Regions from separate parts of the Mus musculus genome. Here all the other regions are linked to region 1. The links are chromatin loops, found by intact Hi-C in ENCODE. Cell type or tissue: heart. All regions are shown on one strand. Each heading gives the region's core, and the rest is flanking DNA. Links, peaks and the distances in the headings are about the cores only.

Region 1 (7,824 bases), core at 1,488-6,487:
TAAAGCAGTTAAGAACACTTATTAAAGTAAGGTTTGAAAAATCTAAGCCTATGCCACCATGCCCAGCTAATGGAGACTCTTTAATTTATAGTACTTATATGACTACCCTGTGAAAAAAAGAAAGAAAGAGAAAAAAAAAAACCAGTACAGTAACAAGATGAAAACTATGTGAGCAAATGTGCTTTCAAATAATCCTAAACTGTACCAGACCAAAAAAAAAATCATTTTTGCAGTAAATTTCAGTGACAGGATTCAAAGGCTATTAGAACACACACTGGAAACTCCATCTTAAGTAAGGGTAATTTGTTCTGGGTCTATAACAAGGCAGCTTCAGATGTTTTTATGGTAGTTCATTTGATTACTCTAAAGTTGTTGATTACTCTAAGGTTGTAATGGTATGTGGCAACCCACTTAGGCAACGTCCACATGACAGAGCAGCCTGAAAGAGTCCTTGGGACTTCTGACCACTTCAGAGCTGGCTGACCCATTCTCAAAGAGGCCGGGGGGAGACAGCTTGTTTTAACGGAAGCGTTCTAAATCCAGGTAACGCATCAGGAAGAAGTCGCTGTCTTCAGCAGCCGAACAATTTCTGCTAGTCCCCAGGGAACAGTCCTAACTGTAAACCCTGGCATGATAAAACACCTTAAAATGCAGGTCACGAGGAGGGTTCTCAGTGAAGACTTTCTGAACGGCGACCAGTGTTTGTGTTAAATGTTCTCTTGGGCATCAACAGCCTCTAACAGAATCTCCCATGCCAGAGGACATACCAATCAGAAATAGGGCCCTCCTATAACATAAAAACTAACAACCAAGCAAACAAACAAACAAAACACCCTAAAGCAAACCCCTTAGTGACTGCTGAGTCAGCATTCAGTTATTTCTTTTTCTTGGATGAACAAAGCTCACATACCAACAAAGAGCCAGCATGGGTGGTTCTAGACCCAGGCCGCTGGCAGCCTTTCACTGATCGCTTTATTACTGGACATACAATTGCTTGCAGTGCAGCAGCAGCCCTGTCATCATCTCCTGTGGATGGAACAAGCTGGTCAGGGTATGGAATTTGGCTAACTGCAAGCTAAAGACCAACCACATTGGCCACACTGGCTACCTGAACACAGTGACTCTCTCCAGCTGGGTCCCTCTGTGCCTCTAGAGGCTATGATGGCCAGGCTAGGCTGTGTGATCTCAAGGAAGGCAAGCACCTTTACACATTGCATGGTGGGGACATCATCGGTGCCTTGTGCTTCAGCCCCAACTGCTACTGGCTCTGTGCCAACCCCGGGGCCCCAGGATCAATTATTTTGTGACTTTTATGCTGTGGTAATTCTGCTCGCCTCTTGTGTTTCGTGATTAAGTGTTTGGCTGCTACTGTCAACCTGGTGATCATGCAAGGTTTAAAAAGTTTTTTCTTGTATCATGAGAAAGAGTAACAATGGCCCAGGGGAGCTGGATCCAGGATCTTTGTCTGTTAGCTTCCTTTCCACCTCCGAGACTCAGTGATGCTAAGCCTCTCTTTTAGGGACCCTGAAGGAATTCCTCTCAGAGAAATAGCGTGGGTGTTAATAGATGATGTCAGGTTTTTATTTTTCTACCATGTTATAAACTGGAATGTTGAATTTTCCAGCTTTTAAAAAAAAAAAAAAACCCGGCATGTTTTGATCGTCAGTCCCTTGAGCTCTGTACTTGTTTGGGGGTTTTAGTTCCCCTCCCTGATCCAGTCTGAAGTTCTTTGTCTGCAATTCAATCTCTATTGCTTTAATCATTTTGGATTGTACCGGTGGCTTCTCGCTAATAAAAGAAAACTGGGGAAGCCAGGCTTGGCATGGGCCAAGCCTCTTCAGCTGCAGTAAGACTTTACATATGAATTGTCTGCCCACAAAAGGGTCCACTGTCAGATTAAATTAATGAGCTGCATGTTTTAATCATTAAGGTAATAGCAATATGTGGATTCTTTGCCTCTGTTTTAATCATTTCTGTGTTTTTACCAGCTAGCTCATCAAATGCTTTCTTTTGAGATGCCGTTGTCCCATTTCACTGCGGAGAATAGCTTCTATGTGGGGCAGAGAGAACGCTTTAGAGTTTTGAGAAACCCTAAATAGCCTCAGGGCTTAGTGAAATGTATAGCTACGTCTTTGTCCCAGAGTGCTTTATTTATTAGACGGAATTCGGAGAGACAGGTCTGTGGCCACCATTAGCAAATGGGACCAGTATGGGGTCGGATTCTCAGACTTGAAGGCAGTAGGTGAACTTTAGGTCTCCGCGGCCGAGGTGGAAATGGGTTTATTCTGAGAACCATGGGCCACACTTAGACCGGTGAGTTGAAAGCGACATCACCAAGGAAGCCAGCAGGGACTCTGATTGCTTTGCGGTCTCTGGAAATGGCTTTATACGGGCTTTCAACTTGCAGGTGGGTATCTGCCGGGCGGGCGAGGCTCAGCAAGAGCGTTTGTAGTTTTCGGAAGCATCCAGGTTGAGCGCATGAAAGCACGTTGCCCTCAGCTGACTTTTCTAACAAATAAAGCCTCGATTGAGAGAGCCTGGGTGGGTGAGTTTTAGCGCCACTACCTCAGGGATTTAGACCGTGCCCAAGCCCAGGTCACCTTTCAGTTCTCTAGTTATATCTTGCTGGGATGAAGCCAAGCAGGTGGCTCCAGGGACTTGGAACTGAATTTGCTAAATTAAATCAACTGCTTTAATAACGCCGCGAGGAGTCGAGTACATACCCACTGCAATGACTCGATTACTCAAGCGTAGCCCCCTTATGCGTTGTAGTCTTCATTAGGAGCACCTTTGGGGTGGGGCCACTAACACTGACTGTGCCCTGAAGTCTGCATGACAGTGATGCTCCACAGAAGGTCTGTTGGCGTAAGGACAAGCACAGGGTACCCTTTTCTTCCTGGAAATTGGGGCAGGGGGCTGGATTAAAGGGTGTGTGAGATTGAAAAATAAAAATGGATAGATGGGAGGAGGAGGAGGAGGAGGGAAGTGGGATCCAGAGAGAACAATGACTTCTCAAGGTCACGTACCTTCTTGGGGGATGGATTCTGAATAGTGAAGACTTCGAACAGGCAACCACCGGAAGTGAGCCCAGGCTAGGTACTGTGCTGGAGCGGCCCCTTCCAACACTGCGGCAGCTAGCCTCACGGAGCTAGCGCACAATCGAAAGGTGGCAAAAGAGACCGAAGAGCTGAATCTGAAACGCCACTCAATTTTCATCTCAAAACCAAAGCAATGGAAGTATTTTTTTCCTACTCAAGCCAAATTTACCGCTTCTGTCAAGCCACCTTTCACTTGAATCACTTAACTTTAGTGTACAAAATTCAGACACTTTATTGGTATAAGACGCATCCTAGATTTCGATAACAGATTGACGAAAGAACATAAAATTTCTTGTTAGTCCTTTCTGTGTGGATTGCATATTGAAATTATGGAATATACAGATTCAAGAAAAATAGATTATTAAGATTATACCACCTATCCTTTTTCTATTTTTTTTTAATATATAGTTACTAGATCATTTGAGTTTGGGGTGCTGACTCATGCCTGTAAGCTATAATCCAAACACATGGAAATCAGGCCAAGGCTGGAGAATTGCTATAAATCTGTGCTACAGAATGAGACACTTTCAAACAACTATTAATTGGGGGTGAGGGGAGGAGAGGGGGAGAGAGAGAAAAATGTGAATTTTGCAGGTGGTTTGGTTATCCTCAGATTGGGGGTACCCTGGAGAGTTCCTTTAATTATTTAATTATTTATTTGTTTATTTATTTTATTATTTATTATTATTATTATTTAATTATTTATTTATCTTATGTATATGAGTACACCGTAGGGCGTCGGATCCCACTGCAGCAACCATGTGGTTGCTGGGAATTGAACTCATGACCTCTGGAAGAGCACGCTGAGCCATCTCTCCAGCCCTCATGGAGAACTTTAAAGCAGTCAGTCTTAAGGCTCTTCTTGTGTTCTGGGTGAGTTTCTTGTTTAAAAAAAAATACTGAAAACGGAATGCATACAATCAATTCATATTAGGACATTTTCTCATATTTTTATTTGCTTTGATTTTTCAACTTTTTTTTAAAATAGGTTTCTAGCATAACAATTGTGCTTCTGTTTTCAATTTATTTACTCTTAAAAACTGGTTTAGTCATTTTTTCCCTGAGAAGTGGGTCATGTGTTTGGAATAAAATTATCAATCCATAACAAAGATATTTGGAATATACCAAAACATTTAAGTAAAACGCTCTTTGGGAACTGAAAGGTCTGGTACATTTTATCTGCGTTCTAAAATTGGCTCACTGCAGATGCCAGACGGTGTGGTGATAAAAGCTTACTTGTAGGATAACCGCCCGCATCAAGTTGGATGGAAGACTCCTGACCAAAGCTAAAGCCACCACAGTTGTCTGTGGAGGAACCCCCGCCTTTCTCCCACCTGTAAAAGGAGTCACTGTGGGTTCACAGAATTAAATTGTCGATAGAGGGCGCCAGAGGACGGGGAAGAAACTACGGACAACGGCGTTGGCATATTTCTTTGGTTTAAATTACAATTTAAAAAAAGAAAAAGAAAAAGAAATGAAAGAGAAAAAAATTGAAAAGTCACTTTTTCATTGTGTAAAGGGGATATCAGTATTTCCTTCCCGCGTGTAATTTCTGTCTCTCCAGGCCCGAGTCTCGCAGAGCGAATCCAGTGTGTGATGCGCAGGTGGTCTGTGAAGACCGGGGAACCTTTTTATTTCTTCCTCTTTACCAGGGGCCACGACCTATGTTTCTTTCCCCAGTCAGAGCGTCAGAACTCTGCCCAGAAATCTCGCTTCCTCTTGCATTTTTATTATTAGCAGCTTAAGCCTCCTTACTGGGAAAGAAATTGACAGAGCAAACACTAGAGCTCTTGCCTCCGGGCCCGAGCATTGTCAGTTTCTGGGAAAACTAGCTAGTGACATAGAGCAGCAGATGTGTAGCCTGCAGCGTGAGACAGTAACCCAACGTCCATACAGTTATACAGCAAAAAGTCACCTCGACAAAGCATCGTTGAAGCTGAGATCTGGAAACCACTAGGCACTAACCGGGTGAAGTAAGAGGGGTTAAAGAAGAGTCCAGGCACCGCACAGGCCTAGCGCTGGGGCCTGGGAAATGACCCAGGGAAGGAGGCTGAGCCGGAAGCACTGTGTTATCAACTCAAGGTTACCGTGGGGGAGTTTGGTCTTGGTTGCCTGTGTGATGTGAAGCCCTTGATAAGTGGATGATGGGATTAGATTTATGTCCCCAATTTTCATAGTTGGGGAGCAGTTTAGAATATTCTCATTAGCTGTATGCTGTGGAAGAGACATCAAACATTTATGACATTAGACTCTGACTTCTTGGGTGACTGTAGTCCTCGATGTTGGCTTTTAATGGCGTCTCCAGCCTTCTATGTCATTGTGTGAACATTCCAAGGAGAGCAGGCCATAGCCAGCGTCATTACATACGAGTACAATTGCATAGAAAGATTCTGGGATGTAGCCAGGCCACTAATGTCCGAGGAATGACACGGTAAGAGGCTACAATCTGAACTCCAGATGTTGCTGTGTTATTTAAAATGTTTAAGGCACAGCTTAATTGGTCTTCTAATTAGCAAAACTCGTAAAATCACTATCATTTCCAATTTAAAAAAAAACAAAACAAAAAAAAAAACAAAAATGTTTCAGCTGGGAAATTTGAAGGCCTTTGTGGAACCCTGATAATCTTTTCCTTCCATTAAGTCTCTGTGCTGGAATTTTAAGAACCTTCCTACTCAGGGACTCTCTGCAGCTTGTTAGAGATGCGCAATCAACTGGGGGACTAGCTACAGAAGCCCCCCCCCCCCTTTGATCTTTTTAGTAGAAAATGTGTCATTTGTAACGAGATGGTCCAGTTCTTCCTTGAGACTAAAACAGAGCCACTCTAAGATGCTCCTGAGAGTCCCTAAGCTCTGGCTAGCTCCCAGCCTTTCCCCAACTGATGTATCCATTCTGTCATAACCCTCACCCGTGGGCATCATTTCCACTTGCTTGGTAAATAATTAGCCCGCCACCTGTGGGTACAGAAAGGATTATAAATATCTCAAGTGTTGCCAGTGATTGGAACTTCCTCTGATTTCACCTGCCTCCAAGAAGCTTCAGATGAAAACTCACCTTTAAGTAGGACATGGCCAGGAAGAAACACAACCAATAGTAGATGCATAAAGTGATCTTTAGGCTATTGTGATCAGAAGTGGGTCGTGACAAAGCCAGTAGTTTGAATCTGTCCAAGTTAAGCTCATACCCACGAGTCTTACCATGAAAGAAACAAAAGACTCCATTTAACAGGAACATTTTTATGTTAAAGGCATATTTTTTTAAAAAATAGACCTTATTCTAAGGCAAGTTTTAAGTTTGTAATAAAATAGAACAGAAAGTACAAAATTCTTTCATATCCCCAACACACACACACACACACACACACACACAACCTTCCTGACTACTGGTGTCCTTTACAGATTATCTGATAGCATCAGTGTTGGCACTGACACCTTCTTGTCACCCTAAGTCCATAGTTTACAACATGGTTCCCTCTTGTGTTGTGTAGTATAGGTTTTAAGACAAATTTCTGGCAGGTGCCCGTCTCTGTATGACCACACTCACCCCCGACTGTGAAACACCTTCTTCTCTCCTCTTACTCACCTCCCCACCCACTGATGTTCTCATCAGCTTCAGAGTTTTGGTTTTTTTTTTCCTAGTGTCTTAGAGTTGGAATCCTGAGAAAAGAGTCAAGATTATCTCTCTCATGAAGAGCTATAGGAACACAAAAGCTCCTATTTCCCTGGGAGTAGTGGGAAGGTTTTAGTACAGGTTAGGGACAGCAAGATTGGGAGAAGGACAGGAGAGTCAATTAAAACCAACAATGCACAAAAATGCCACAAGGAAATCTGATGCTTGATAAGCTAATTTAAAAAGCAATATAAGATAGAAGAATTTGAACAGAGGTGCCCTGCTTCAGTAGATAAGGAGATTTCCAGAGGACGTGGGTTATAAAGTGAAAATCCCAGTGCCAAAAGTGGACTGCCGCCCTATGTGTTGTTGGTTAGGGAGATCCTGGGGTCACCTTCCCCATCCCCCAGTGCAGAGTGATTGAAACTGCTTTTGGTTGCCATCAAGAACCAGACTGTATGACTGGGTCGCTGAAGACATCACATGTGTTGATCGGAGTACACAGATAAATCAACCAAACTGGAACTAGGCTAAAGGCTTCCTTATTGCTGAGTGGTCCTCATGGTGCTAGAAAGGTGTTATAGATTTAGGGGAATGGTTGTCATCAATTGTCTTACTCAGCTATTGACCCCAGATGCAACACTACCAATCATCCAGGCAACCTGCTCACCAGCACAATGGTGGCCAGTCTGTTAGAGGGCTAACCAACCAGCTTCGAATGGGAATTGAAGCCTGATTGACAACGGAGAATTCACCTCTAGTGCTGTAAATGTGGTCAAAGCCCACGGCTGTGAGAATCATAGGCCTTAGTGGAGAAGCCGCTATTTTGCTGAATGAACATGATGATCACATCAAACTGCCTTCTAAATAACTGGGTTTGTGCCCACAGACTAGTGCTGCTGTGTGCCGTAGCCAGAGAGACTTCTTTTTGCAGTGGTCAGTAGTACCCGGCTATCATGATGAGAGTAAGAGATGGGTGAATGCTAGCCAGAAGTGGGACATCCATATCTCCACCCCAGAGGCTCGGGGGACATTGTAGAAGGAAGGGTGGAAGGAATGTAAGAGCTGGAGGAAGTGGGAGAGGGTGCGGAATGCTGACTTGTGACCATAATAAGGCCAC
Region 2 (6,175 bases), core at 1-5,000, 59 kb after region 1:
CTGAAATAACATTTCCTGCCATGTTTTTCAGAGGTTGGAGTAATTATTGCATAAGTCTCTAAACCTTCCGTTCTGTGGCACCGAGGCTGGTTTAGAGTGAAGATGGCTCTCTTTAGTGAAGCGAGAGCTTCTTATGTTGGCTTCCCTCTCTTTTTGTCTCCCACGATCCCCCCCCCAGGTAAGGGCAAGTGTCGGTGTGTGAGTGTGAGTGCCTTCTCATGGCTTGCAAGCCTGGCGATGTCTCTCAATCACTGAGCTTTCTAATGCATCCTATTTTTGTATTTGTCTTAGTGTTGCTGCCAATGCTTGATGAAAAATAATTCATAAGAAAAGCAAAACAGCAGAAACCAACGGACACCATAATAAACCCGCTGCATTTAGCTTGTCCGTGGCCCCTCGGGTAGTCCTATGACTTGGTCATTACTTAACTGTATTACAAGGAAACTGTTACCAAGGCCACCCAGTTAAGTGTCCCAAATTTTTACTCCTTTTTTTGCTGCACTCCTTTTTTTTTTTTTTTTTTTTTTTTTTTTTTTTTTTTTTTGCTGAGGATACCAAAACCACCTTCAAGATGATAACGCCTGGGTCCTCCCACATTGTCTTGTTCCTTCAGAAGACAGAGGTCACTCCCACTGACAGTTCACATTTCCATCCATAGAACGTGTCTATTCTCCTTTCCAGCCAAACCATGTGCTTTAATGCTGAACAAAAGCTAAAGGAGGCTTCCACAGACTTTAATGGGTCCATGATCCCAGTGTTGGGGAGGCTGAGGCAGCGGGATTATGAATTCAAGCTCAGACTGAGCTACAAAATAAAACAAAACAACAACAGAAACAAACAACCCCCCCCCAAAGAATATACAAGGGGAAGGTAGAAAATTATTGAAAACTTGGTGTTAATAAATATTAATAAAAACATACTATTGACTTGGACTTTTTGATGTTTCTACTATTTATTAGCTTGAAAAAAATGATTCTTAAATATTTAGCTTCTCACCTGATTGTGTTATTTTATGTCCTGTTTCAATTCTTTGTTTATTGTTTGCTTTTGAGACACAGTCTTGTCTTGTAGCTATGCTGGCCTTGGACTTGGTTCTTCCTTCCTGTGCCACGCATATAAGCATACGGCACCATATCTGATGCACACAGCATCATATCTGATGCATACAGCAACATATCTGATGCATACAGCATCATATCTGATGTTGTGTCTTGCTTTGACTGGAGGGCTCATGAGTGACGCACACCAGACTCCACAGGCTGGGAGCCAACCCTGGGAAGTAGGGTCACAGTCAGTCATGACCATGGTGTATTGATGGTGTATTTGACCCAGGATCTAGGCTGAAAGCAGCCATGTAGAAGTACTGTTAACTCTCAGGAGCCTCTTGCCATCCTAGAACTGGATTAGAATGTTCTGGATAATGAAGAAGCTAGCTCGCTTCTCAGCTCCTATCAGCTGTCGTTCTGTGGGTAAGTTTAAAGGTAGACTGTCCAGTTAGCATTTATCTATACTTGGTAAAAGGTAGCTACTTGTATATTATAAATTAGTCATGAAGTTAAACTGTCATCACGGTGTTGTAAGAGCAGGCCACATGGTGCCTGCTTGGGTTGTTGTACCAGTAGAGCTGAGCCTTCACTATTCCTTATTTTTTGTGGGTGCCAATAGTTTCTCATGGCACAGTTGAGCCTGATGACTTTGTTTAGAAATTAAAAAAAAAATTCATAGTTAACTCCAGAGATATATGAGTCTCATTTTCTTCAGTATTTTTTTAAATTAAAATTTTTAAAAATTAGAATGAAATGATCTTTAAAAATAATGTGTGTGTGTGTGTGAGAGAGAGAGAGAGAGACAGAGAGAGAGAGAGAGAGAGAGAGAGAGAGAGACAGAGAGAGAGTGTGTGTGTGAATGGAGGTCAGAGGACAACTTGTGGAAGTCAGTTCTCTCCGTCCATCATGTGGATTCTAGAGATTGAACTACAGTTGTCAGGGCTGGCAGCAAGCATCTAATTAGGCATATCCCCTGTGAGCATTTCCTAGCGCTGCTTGCTTTGATAATATTAAAACCATCTGCCTTCATTGCCTACAGGTCCGGGGATTAAGGGGTAAGATATCCCAGTACAGAGACAAAGGAAGGATTTATTAAATAGTAAGGTGAGATATTTGTTGTGTATAATTCAAAATATACGTGTGTGTGTGCAGTACACACAAGGTGAAGAGCGCCAGGATGGAGGAAAACAGCCTTTGGATTTTACGAAGTCCTCTGGGAGCTCTCGTTCCAAAAGTCGAACTAGCAGCCGCCACTAGATGGTGCTAAGCAGCAGGGAGGCGCGGCTTGGCGCCTTTCGGCTCCCCTCCCCCACCGCGGAACCTGCATCGCTTGCTTGATTCCTTGCTCTGTGTGCTTGATGCTCTGAGAACGATTGTCCAGGAATGTCTAATAATAACAAAAGCCCGTTTAAACATTAGACAAACACGAGCCTAGGTGGGTAAACATCGTCAGTGGCCCTCTCCTTTGTCTGTCAGTAAAAGGAGTGAGGCTCAGTAGCCTAAAATGTAAACTGGTGGGTGAGTTTCCGAGTACTCAGTTCAGTACTAAGGAACTCTTTGAAATACGCGGATTGTCTGTTCCAGGTGAAGAGGGTGGGGGTTGGGGGCGAAGCGGTCTTGAAGGGGAGAAATTTGAATTACCTTTGGCAGCATGGCGCACGCCCGTGGGTTAGAGTTGGAGGCTGTTGGATTTGAACTTGGGAATTTATAAGAGTCGGAAACTGGAGTTGTCTGTGCAGAGCTCATAGATTGCTACTCCTAACAACAGGTGGCACCTGTGACACGAGACAAGTCTTTGCCTTTTCTTTCTGCTTAAGACCTTTTGGACTCTTTAACACAGGGTGCCTGCTCTTGCCTGAACTATCTAAATGCATCCTGTCAAACCAGGAGTCTGCTCTTCATTGCTGTTCTAGATTTCAGGCCAGGCAAAAACATGGCGTGGCGGGGTGGAGGAGGGGAGCGAAGGAAACCTTTAGGAGCAAAGTCAACTTTGTATCCACTTCCTCACTGGGGGGGAAAAAAGCATGAAGCGTTTGATTAATGTAGATACATAGATGTTCATTTAGACACAACCTGTGGGTGGGTGGGGGTGGAATCCACTAAGGTGTTTACAAATTTTAACTTCAAACTGAAGAGATTACTGTAGATGCTACTGCCAAACCAACCAGAGCAGAATTTCTTGAGATTATGTATCTATGACCCCCCCCCTTTTTTTTTCCTGCGTAGAATTAGGCTGGCGGGACACTTCCTATTGATGCCTACAGGGGACAAACTGTACTGCAGCAGTTTGCAATGGAAGATTGTTTATGTGCCATGCGATCTGAGAGGCGCGATTGTGAATGGGGGAAGCAAAGGGAATTGGAGTGTATAAATTGCCAGAAATCAGGGTAAATCATTCGGAGGAAGTGCTCAAAAACAAGACGAAAAACCCAGAGGGGTCTTCAGGAAAAGGAGACCACGGTCAGGAGCAGCAGAGACACGCATGCGTGGATGTGTTTGTTTGTTTTTTGTTTTTTCTATTTCTAGGCAACTGTAGAGGGAAGGTGAGCTGTGTTTCTGGGGGGAGGGCCAGGAGAGTGGGAACAGACTGGGGGCGAGGGGAGAGGAGGGACACGCCAAACTTAACGTCTGTAGTAAAAGTCAGAGAATTGTTCTGGTTCGTTTTCACACAGGGCCATGCTGAGTGAGCACCCAGGAGGCATCAGAGCTGGAGTCCAGTGATGCTGGGTAGAGGCACCCGGGCTGTAGGCCCGGCTCAGGAAAGGCTCATCGTGGTCACAGACTATGTTTGGGTACTGGGCTCTCTCTGTGAAACAGAAAGCTAGACTGTGCTCTCAGGAGTAGCTCTGGGCTGCTGGAGTGCTCACAATGGTGGGGTCGGTTTGGTGAAGAAATGGTTTGAACAGAGAAGCTCTGGAAAACTTCAGTCAAGTACGTATTTCTTCATAAGAGTTAGTCTAAACCTTAGCAATCTACAAGAATACTCTAGTCTTTCTAGGTCGGGAATCCAATGGTGACAAATTTCCTAGAATGGTCCCCGTCCAAGGAGTTTCTTTAGATTCCTGGTAAATTTCCTGCTGGTTGTTGGCAGAAGGACACAGTTCCCCACAGCTGGGCCTATTTATAGGGCTACTCAAGTGTTTTCAATATGGCTGGCTTCTCCCAGGAAGAAATTTGAAAATCCCTTTAAAGCCATTGTTAGTGGGTTTAGTGGGGGCATTTCCACTTCTTGGCTGTTCAGGATGCTAAAGCTGGAGAGTCATTTCAGTTAGGGATTTGCGGCCAGCCTGGGCAATATGATGATATTCCTGTGTCCAGTAAGCAAATGAGAAAAAAAAAAAAAAACCTGAAAACCACCTCAGAGAAATTGGACATCAAGGTACTGGCTAGACAGAAACCTCTAAGACAGCTGCAGCAGGGGTGTGTCCAATAGTGTTTCTGCAGTGCAATCACCCAATGATGTTGTCACCACTGAAAAATTAAGTAACAGATGTCCTTGCAAGAGTCTTGGAGGCTGGAGGCTGGGAATCAATAGCTGGCTTTTCACAACAGTGGTCCTCAACCTGTGGGTCGCGACCCCATTGACAAACCTCTATAAAATATTTATAGTATATAAAATATTTACATTACTATTCCTACCTGCAGCAAAACTACAGTTATAAATAGAGATGAAAATAACTTTTTAAAAAATATTTATTTATTTTATGTATGTGAGTACACTGTAGCTGTACAGATGGTTGTGAGCCTTCATGTAGTTGTTGGGAATTGAATTTAGGACCTCTGCTCACTCTGGTCAACTCCACTTGCTCAGTCCCTGCTCGCTCCAGCCCAAAGATTTATTTATTATTATACATAAGTACACTGTAGCTGTCTTCAGAAGTACCAGAAGAGGGTGTCAGATCTCTGTTCGGGTGGTTGCTGGGATTTGAATTCAGGACCTTCAGAAGAGCAGTCAGTGCTCTTACCCGCTGAGCCATCTTGCCAGCCCCAAGATGAAAAAAACTTTTATGGTTGGGTGTCACCACAACATGAGGAACTGTATTAAAGGGTATTAGCATTAGGAATGTTGAGAACCACTACTTTATAGGGTGTTTGTTTGTTTCTTTGCTTTTTAAATGTATATAAGTGCTCTAGCTGCACACCAGAAGAGGGCGTCAGATCTCTTTATGGGTGGTTGTGAGCCACCATGTGGGTGCTGGGAATTGAACTCAGGACCTCTGGAAGGAGAAGCCAATGCTCTTAACCACTGAGCCATCTCTTCAGCCTACCCTGCAGGGTCTTAACTCAGTAGTATTGACTGGCCTCAAATCCATGATCTCTCTGCCTCAGCCACCCATGTACTGGATGTACGTGTGTATACCACTATGCCTGGCAAAATTCTATATCTTTAAAGCTTCTAAAACAATTACGAGTACAGAGAGGCTTGAGAAACCCGTCTGGGTTCCAACTTCTCCAACTGTCGGTCATACCCTGAGGTGAGGCTCCTGATGTTATAGAGGACTGGGAAAAAAATGGCAGCAAAAAAGAGGTTTCTGAATTCTAGACCCAAAAATCAAGCATGGGACCAGGGTGCTCCTGGTGGCACTCACCCACGCCATGTTGCCAGACACATAATGTGTCCTCTTTGTGCACCATAAGACACGCAGAGCTGACAAATGCTCACCAAAGAATGCCTCCGCTCAGTCTCCTGACTATTGTGTGCTGGGAATTGTAGTTTTCACTGAATACACAGTTGTCTGTCCTTAAGGAAACATAATGGTTTAATTATGAAAACCAAACCTTTTGATGTTTTCCTACCACCATTCCTGAGCACATTAGAATTGATTTAGGATATCTTTGGATTGCAGTGTATTGAAATGTTTGGGTTTTTGAAAATGACCATGTGTTTTGTTGCTGGGGGTTTCACAAACAAGTCATTCAACAAATTTTGGTTTGAATTTGGACAGAATTTCTAACAAATCCTGAAATGGCCCCAAATAGACTTCTGACATTTATGCGCAATGGTATTCTCAACATTAAATACTGTAAAAACAAAATATAAACCAACTTTGAAAAGACTGAAGACGCATTATCAAATAAATAAGCAAATTGAGTTATTTTCATAAAATTAAATAAGCACGTACATCTTT
Region 3 (6,175 bases), core at 1-5,000, 480 kb after region 1:
TACTAGAGAGTGTTCTTTTATAAATGGGCTTCATAACTATACACCCACCCCACATACATGTACACACGTACAAACATATACACATATAAATATATACATATACACTCATACATGTACATATATGCACACATACATACAAACATAAGCACATATACACACATGTGCAAACACACACACACACACACACACACACACATATATATATATATGCACACATAAAAACTCACACATGCTTAGGTTTCTGTTTGTGTTGCATATGTTTTGTTTTGTTTTTTAATTTCCTGTTTTACAAAGGAATGTTGTACTGGGGCTGTATTCACAGTCAAGGCACCCGCGTAAGGACAGCCCAGACAGAGCCACCATGCTCCACTTGCTGTGCATTACTGAGAGCAGTTTTCACAAGTATTCATCTACAATGCCCAGCTCCTTCCTGTTATTCTAAGAGATACTATAAATAAATAAATAAATAAATAAATAAATAAATCTTTAAGAAATTGGAATTAGAAGCCTCTAAGAAATCACACTTTGAATTTAAGGTAGTGGGCCTTAAAAAAATAGTCACACACATGAACCTCACCCGTGGTCTCCAACACCCCATTCTCCCTCCTGAGCCCCCGGCAGGGTGAGGCATCAAACCCAGGGTCACGCGCATGCTAAGCAAGTGTTCCGTCACTGAAGTATTAGATCTATTATGTACCGGCCACTAGACACTTGCAATGAGACATGGGCAAAGTGTTCAAGCTACTGGTGACATAACAGGGTGGGGGTGGGGGGCAAGCACTGCAGCATCCAAACCAGCTCACGATGTGCAGGCAAAGATGAACAGAAGCACTCAGACTTCACCAGCTCAGTCCTCTGCCTCTGAGGCCGGGGTTCTGAAGGGTGCAGAGACTCCCAAAGGAAGCTGGAAGGGCACTGGAGACAGACACTACAGCACATGCGCAGAGGACATGAGCCGGTACGCGCAGTACAGACCGGGCTCTAACTCCACAGCTCGCACACACATTGTTCAGGATGTGGAGACGCGCGATGCTAAAGTGGCCTCCAGATGCCAGACGTAACCCCCTTACAGGCTCCTGCTCCAGGTCTGCTTCCTGCAAGCCGTGGCCTGGGCCTGGAACAGTAGCCCTCCTATACCTTCAAGCCTTAGCCTTATTCTAGGCTTCTGTCACATGGCTCCAATCAGAACCTCTCCCCCACGCCCCACCCCCCAACCCCACCCTGCAGCGCATGAAACAGAAGCAGCTAGGCCCAAGAGCCAGAACACCCATCATCGCTGTGTCTCTCCACAGCTGTCAGAGCCACACTGACAGCTCATTTAAAAAGGCAGTGTCCCCTCAAAAGAATGCACACGGCCCGGGGACAGAAATCTAACAGCTTCTAACCTAACCTAAAGTCATTTAATCAAACCCATAGTCAGAGCCAAAGGCAAGACTATAATTCCCAATTCAGATCCTCACTTGAAAATTATTACTATTTCCAAAATTATTGAACGGCACAAAGTATTTTTTTAAAATCAGTACTCTTATACAAAGTCAACACAATTAAAAAAAAATCGTAAGCAAATCAGAGTAAATAGGCAAAGAGAAAAATATAGAAAAGCAACAGATACAAAACGTTGGCCAAGAGGGAGTTACACATAGCATGCTTTAAACCTAAATTCCTGCAATGCCCAGTACTTGTCTGAGAACCTGGTGGCCCTTCCATTTAAAAAACAAACAAAAAAGCCACACAGACCTCCGCTTCACTCTCTTTACCTCCCCTGAGTACATACTGTGGCCCTGAACTTTACTCAGGACAATGAGGTGAAGTTTCCTCAAAAAACAAAACAAAACAAAACAAAACAAAACAACAACAACAACAACAACAACAACAAAACCCTCCAAACCTAGATGGCTGGAGGCTTGGGGCTAGAGACCAGGGACCTGCAGCCACCGTTGAGTCCTTGTCTAAATCTCTGGCACCACCTGCCGGTCAGTCTCAACATTACCAGCTACAAGCTCCAGCTACAAGGACCAACCAGCAAGGAGCGGAGCCCTGCCAGACAGACCCTCCTTCCTGACAGGCGGCTAAATCCCCACTCTGTCTGGAGTGAGCTGTTGGGGACATGAAGATGAGGACTCTGATCATGCCCCAGGAAAGACGACAGCTGGGAAGTCAGATGTGGCGTGCCATAGGGGAGGGAGGCAAACGGCCCTTAGGAGAGCTATCAGAGAGAGCAATGGCGGATTATGCCCAGTTTAGAGCTCAGGGACAGCATTGGGGCTCTGATGGAATGATGTACATGGAGGTGATGGCAGAATCTTAGGGTGAGGTAGAAGAGTTCCCAGCCAGGGCTTGTACACAAGTTACGGAAGAGTGTTCTATTTATCTCCAGCCAGGGTAAGTATGGAGTTTGGGGGTGGGCACTTTGTATGCGTGCCTAGGACACCCTACAGTGACAAGAAGGTGAGTTCATGACATCCCAGGCTACTACAGCACAGCCGTCCTAAGGAGAGCTGACCACACGCCCTCGCTGACCTTTCAGAGCTGAGCGAGCTCAGGACAGGGCCGACAGCTTCCCAAGCCTACGCTACTCTGCCCTCAGAGCTGGGGCGTCACCGTACCCATCAAGTGATGATGCCAGGGACAGCACACCGCTGTGAAAAGCAGGCCTACTGCAGGAGGCTGTCAGAGCTCAGACTTTCTACACAGGGTGCGAGAGGTGCAGTGGGCACTCATGATATTCGGCAGCTGCTCAGTCTCCCAGACATCCTTCTACCATCAGACGGCTCTACCACCAAAACAGCATTTACCAAACTGCAGGGACAAACACACACAAGCCGGGACAGAAAGATTCTCCCTAAAGGAGCCAGGGAACAAAGCCAGCGCACCAGCCGGGAACACGGACAAAAAGAGGGAACAGGGTCCTCCACTTTCTTGGCGAGCATGGTGTAGGAGACAGACCCGAGAAAGCATGTAGTGACCAGGATAGCTGTGTGGCCGAGCCTCAGTATGGTGGCCTGGTAGGAGGAGGTGGGGCTGGGAGAGAAGAGGAACACCGTTGACATCGAGGGATCAAAGGTGACAGGTAGCAACCAACAGAGGGGGTATCTAAAGGCTTCAATGAAAACGCAGAACCCAAAAAAGTGGGCATGTGTCTCAGCACGCCTCAGAGTTGGCCAACTGAATACCCAGTGACAAAGGGACGTTATAAGAGGACATTACACTGGAGTCCAGACCACAGGGTAAGATCTGCAAACGCACCCACATGACACTCAGCAACTCCAGGACAGACCCATGTTCTGACACAGGATCCAGAAATGTACAACGGAGAAAGGCCACAGGCCACCCAGAGAAACAGCAAGAGCAAACTGAGAGCATCCCCTGGGGGGCCAGGTCCTGCCTTTCCTGAGGCAGCACAGAAGGTGGCTGGTAACACCGAGGGACAACGGACATGAAGAAAATGGTCTTCAACTTAGCACCAGATACTTGGCACTTGGGAGTGGTGTCACAGGACAGGGTGTTTCAGAGGGAAAACACCATGAAGGGGCGCTACATTCTGAAACATTACACTTAAGGGAGAGAGGGAGGGAGGGAGGGAGGGAGGAGGGAGGGGAGCCAAATGTCTTCAGGGTAGGCCAAAATGCCACAGATTTTCTCTGAGGTGTGATCGGGCACATTTGTTGAAGGTAAACATAGAAGCATTGGTTTGATCTTGGAGTAAAAGTAGGTGACGGCTTCCATAAAGCAGGGAGGCCAGTTTAATATTTAAAGCCGGTTTCGAGGAGGCAAACGTGCTTTCATCTGCTGGGGAGAGTTGGTGTAAATGCCCTGTTTGGAAAATGTCACTCTTGAGAGTATTTGTAACAAAGTCACTCACACCGACAGCAGCGATTGCATTTACCGGGTCCCTGTAGCTTGTCTGCCTGCAGTGTAGACGTCACACTCTCCCCGTCAGAAACAGGGAGAGTCAGGCAGGGAGAGTGTGCATCCATCCTCACATTACAGGGACCACGTCTCAAGGGTTCTGATTCTATATCTGGCAAAGTCATTTTCTATCAACCTTCGAAGGGGACAGTGTAGGGCCAGGCAGATGGCTCAGCAGGTAAAAGCACGCAGGTACCATGCAAGCTGGGAGACTGGGTTTGACCCTCAGAATCTGAACAAAGATGGGCGAGAACAAACCCCACAAAGCTGTCTTCTCATCTGCACACATGTGCCATGACATGATATGCAGGTGTATATCACACACTCACACACACACACACACACACACACACACACACGTACACAATACACATATACACAAGCACATAAACACACACACACACACACAATACACATACATACACATGAGCACACACACACAAATAATTTTTTAGGAGAAGGAGCACATGTCAGATCATGAGGTGTAAACCAATTCTTCCTGATTTTTTTCAATCCGGACCACGGCTTTACCATGTATTATCCCTGCCATTCACTTCCCATTCCTGGTAACTTTTCCATTACTATCTATTTCAAAAGCAAGAAACACTTACTATTAGTAGTGTGTGTGTGTGTGTGTGTGTGTGTGTGTGTGTGTGTGTAACATGCATCTTGTATGTGTGTGCATAAGCTGAGAGCTGCCCAACATGAACCCTGGGAAGCAATCCTGGGCCCTATGGAAGAGCAGTGCACATCTCAACAGCCGAGTCACCTCCCCATCCACCCTCCCCATAGTAAACTGTTAACTAATGGCAGAAGTGCAGGGGTGAAGATCTGCATCATCGATGAAGTTGCTGCTGGACTGTGTCAGAGGCTCACAGGGAGGTCTGGGACCCTGGGAACCCAGTGATAAAAATTCCTAAAGCCAGGGCAAAGCTGAGCTTAGTCCTTCAGAGCTAGAAGGCAGAAGCCCCTTCCCAGGCTCTGCACAGCCCACACCTCCTGTGCATAGCCCAAGAGCTGCAGGCCTTCGCCTGGCCTGGGACAGGTACCTCGCTCGTGTAGCCTGACGGCCTCAATGAGGTATGGCACCAAGAGTCGGTTCACGATGAATCCAGGAGTGTCCTGTTGCAGGGCAGAGAAAGACAGTAAGGGGCTTCACTGAGCTCTACCTTTTGTTCGGTATGAACCTCTCCTTCTTACCCCGGATTCCGCGGCCCCGCTTCTGTCATCCCCATCTCTGAAATGTGTTCTGAAGTCTCTTTACTCTGTCTTGTAAGGCATCTTCCCTCTCCTGCCCTCCTCTTCCCTGTCAGGAGTCGCTCCAGTCTTACGCACTCCACCAAGGAGTGGCACTGCCAGGCTCCCCGGAGCCACCCTTGGGACATCTCTGGGTACCTTTAAGCTAACCCAACCGCACGACACACAAACTGGCCACCGTGGCAACAGGGTCCAAATGGCCCTTCACTTCAGCATACCTAAGACAGGGCCTGCCACTATCTCCACAGGGCAGAGATGCCCAGCTAGTTAGCCTGACCTCACAGCCTTTCTGTGCTCACGAGCACTGCACTGTCCGGAGCTTGACAAATAGGTCATCGTGACATCTCACCGTTGTGGTTGATGTCGCTCGTTTGCTTTCTAAAGTATTCTGAAGTTTGACTTCAGTATTATACTGAATCTCCAAAACAAAAACAAACAAAACCAGCAAAACAAAGCAAAAACCAAAGGGTAGTTTTGTTCTCTGAACAAGCCATTAGGCAGTAGAGGGCCCAGTAGCTAAAGAGAGCTGACTCATGGGTTCAGGACACACGTCAGGAAGGGAGTCTTCTTAAAACAAAACAAAACAAAACAAAACAAAACAAAACAACACCTAGTTTTGTCTTGTTCTTTTAAATCACCTGAATATTTTAGTTTAGTCACACCAGTGGGCGTGTTCTCCTACTGCTTCTCTATTAAGATAGAAAATAGTGATTGTATTACAAAGCACAGCAGCGTAAGAAGGCAGTGCCTGGGGTGGGGGTGACGTGGAAGTTCACAAAGTTGGGGTTCTCCTGGACCCGCACATTCATCAGGGCAGCAGGCAGTAACTTTAGGGCCAAGAGAGTGTGATATCCCGAGTGAGGCCTTCTGGGAGCCTCTCTGAGTGAGTTACTCAAGCTTTTGAGGAGGGATTTCCAAATAATATATGCAGCCACAAAGATCAAGGATCAGAAATACTTCTGTAACAGATAGTGGATATAGCTATATACTGGGTAACAAAATGTTCCTC

The links. Peaks named below come from ENCODE experiments on the same cell type or tissue, not always from the same donor. Only the 100,000 strongest peaks of a DNase experiment are listed, where the experiment ranks them.
Region 2: it touches region 1 in a loop (2.3-fold over the local background); 6 of 42 quality-filtered maps call a loop at or near these places.
Region 3: a loop joins it to region 1, with 8 times the contacts of the local background. A loop is called at or near these places in 24 of 42 quality-filtered maps.

What each region holds. Positions count from the first base shown.
Region 1 is chr3:130,756,458-130,764,281 of GRCm38, forward strand. Gm43522 (a long non-coding RNA gene) reads left to right here and starts at 3,833. Exons shown (of 2, transcript XR_003954554.1): 1 at 3,833-3,971; 2 at 4,341-4,595. In heart, for the core only: a CTCF peak has its summit at 4,480; no DNase peak of the experiment used is centred there.
Region 2 is chr3:130,816,565-130,822,739 of GRCm38, forward strand. No RefSeq gene overlaps it. Among named protein-coding and RNA genes, the nearest start is that of Gm36443, 16 kb to the left of the region's middle. In heart, for the core only: a CTCF peak has its summit at 2,298 (motif pointing right); a DNase peak (open chromatin) is centred at 2,337; H3K4me3 peaks cover 899 bases; H3K27ac peaks cover 962 bases.
Region 3 is chr3:131,235,979-131,242,153 of GRCm38, forward strand. It overlaps Hadh (hydroxyacyl-Coenzyme A dehydrogenase), which reads right to left. Exons shown (of 8, transcript NM_008212.4): 6 at 4,959-5,031. Among named protein-coding and RNA genes, the nearest start is that of Hadh, 33 kb to the right of the region's middle. In heart, for the core only: a CTCF peak has its summit at 1,972 (motif pointing left); a DNase peak (open chromatin) is centred at 2,033; H3K27ac peaks cover 312 bases.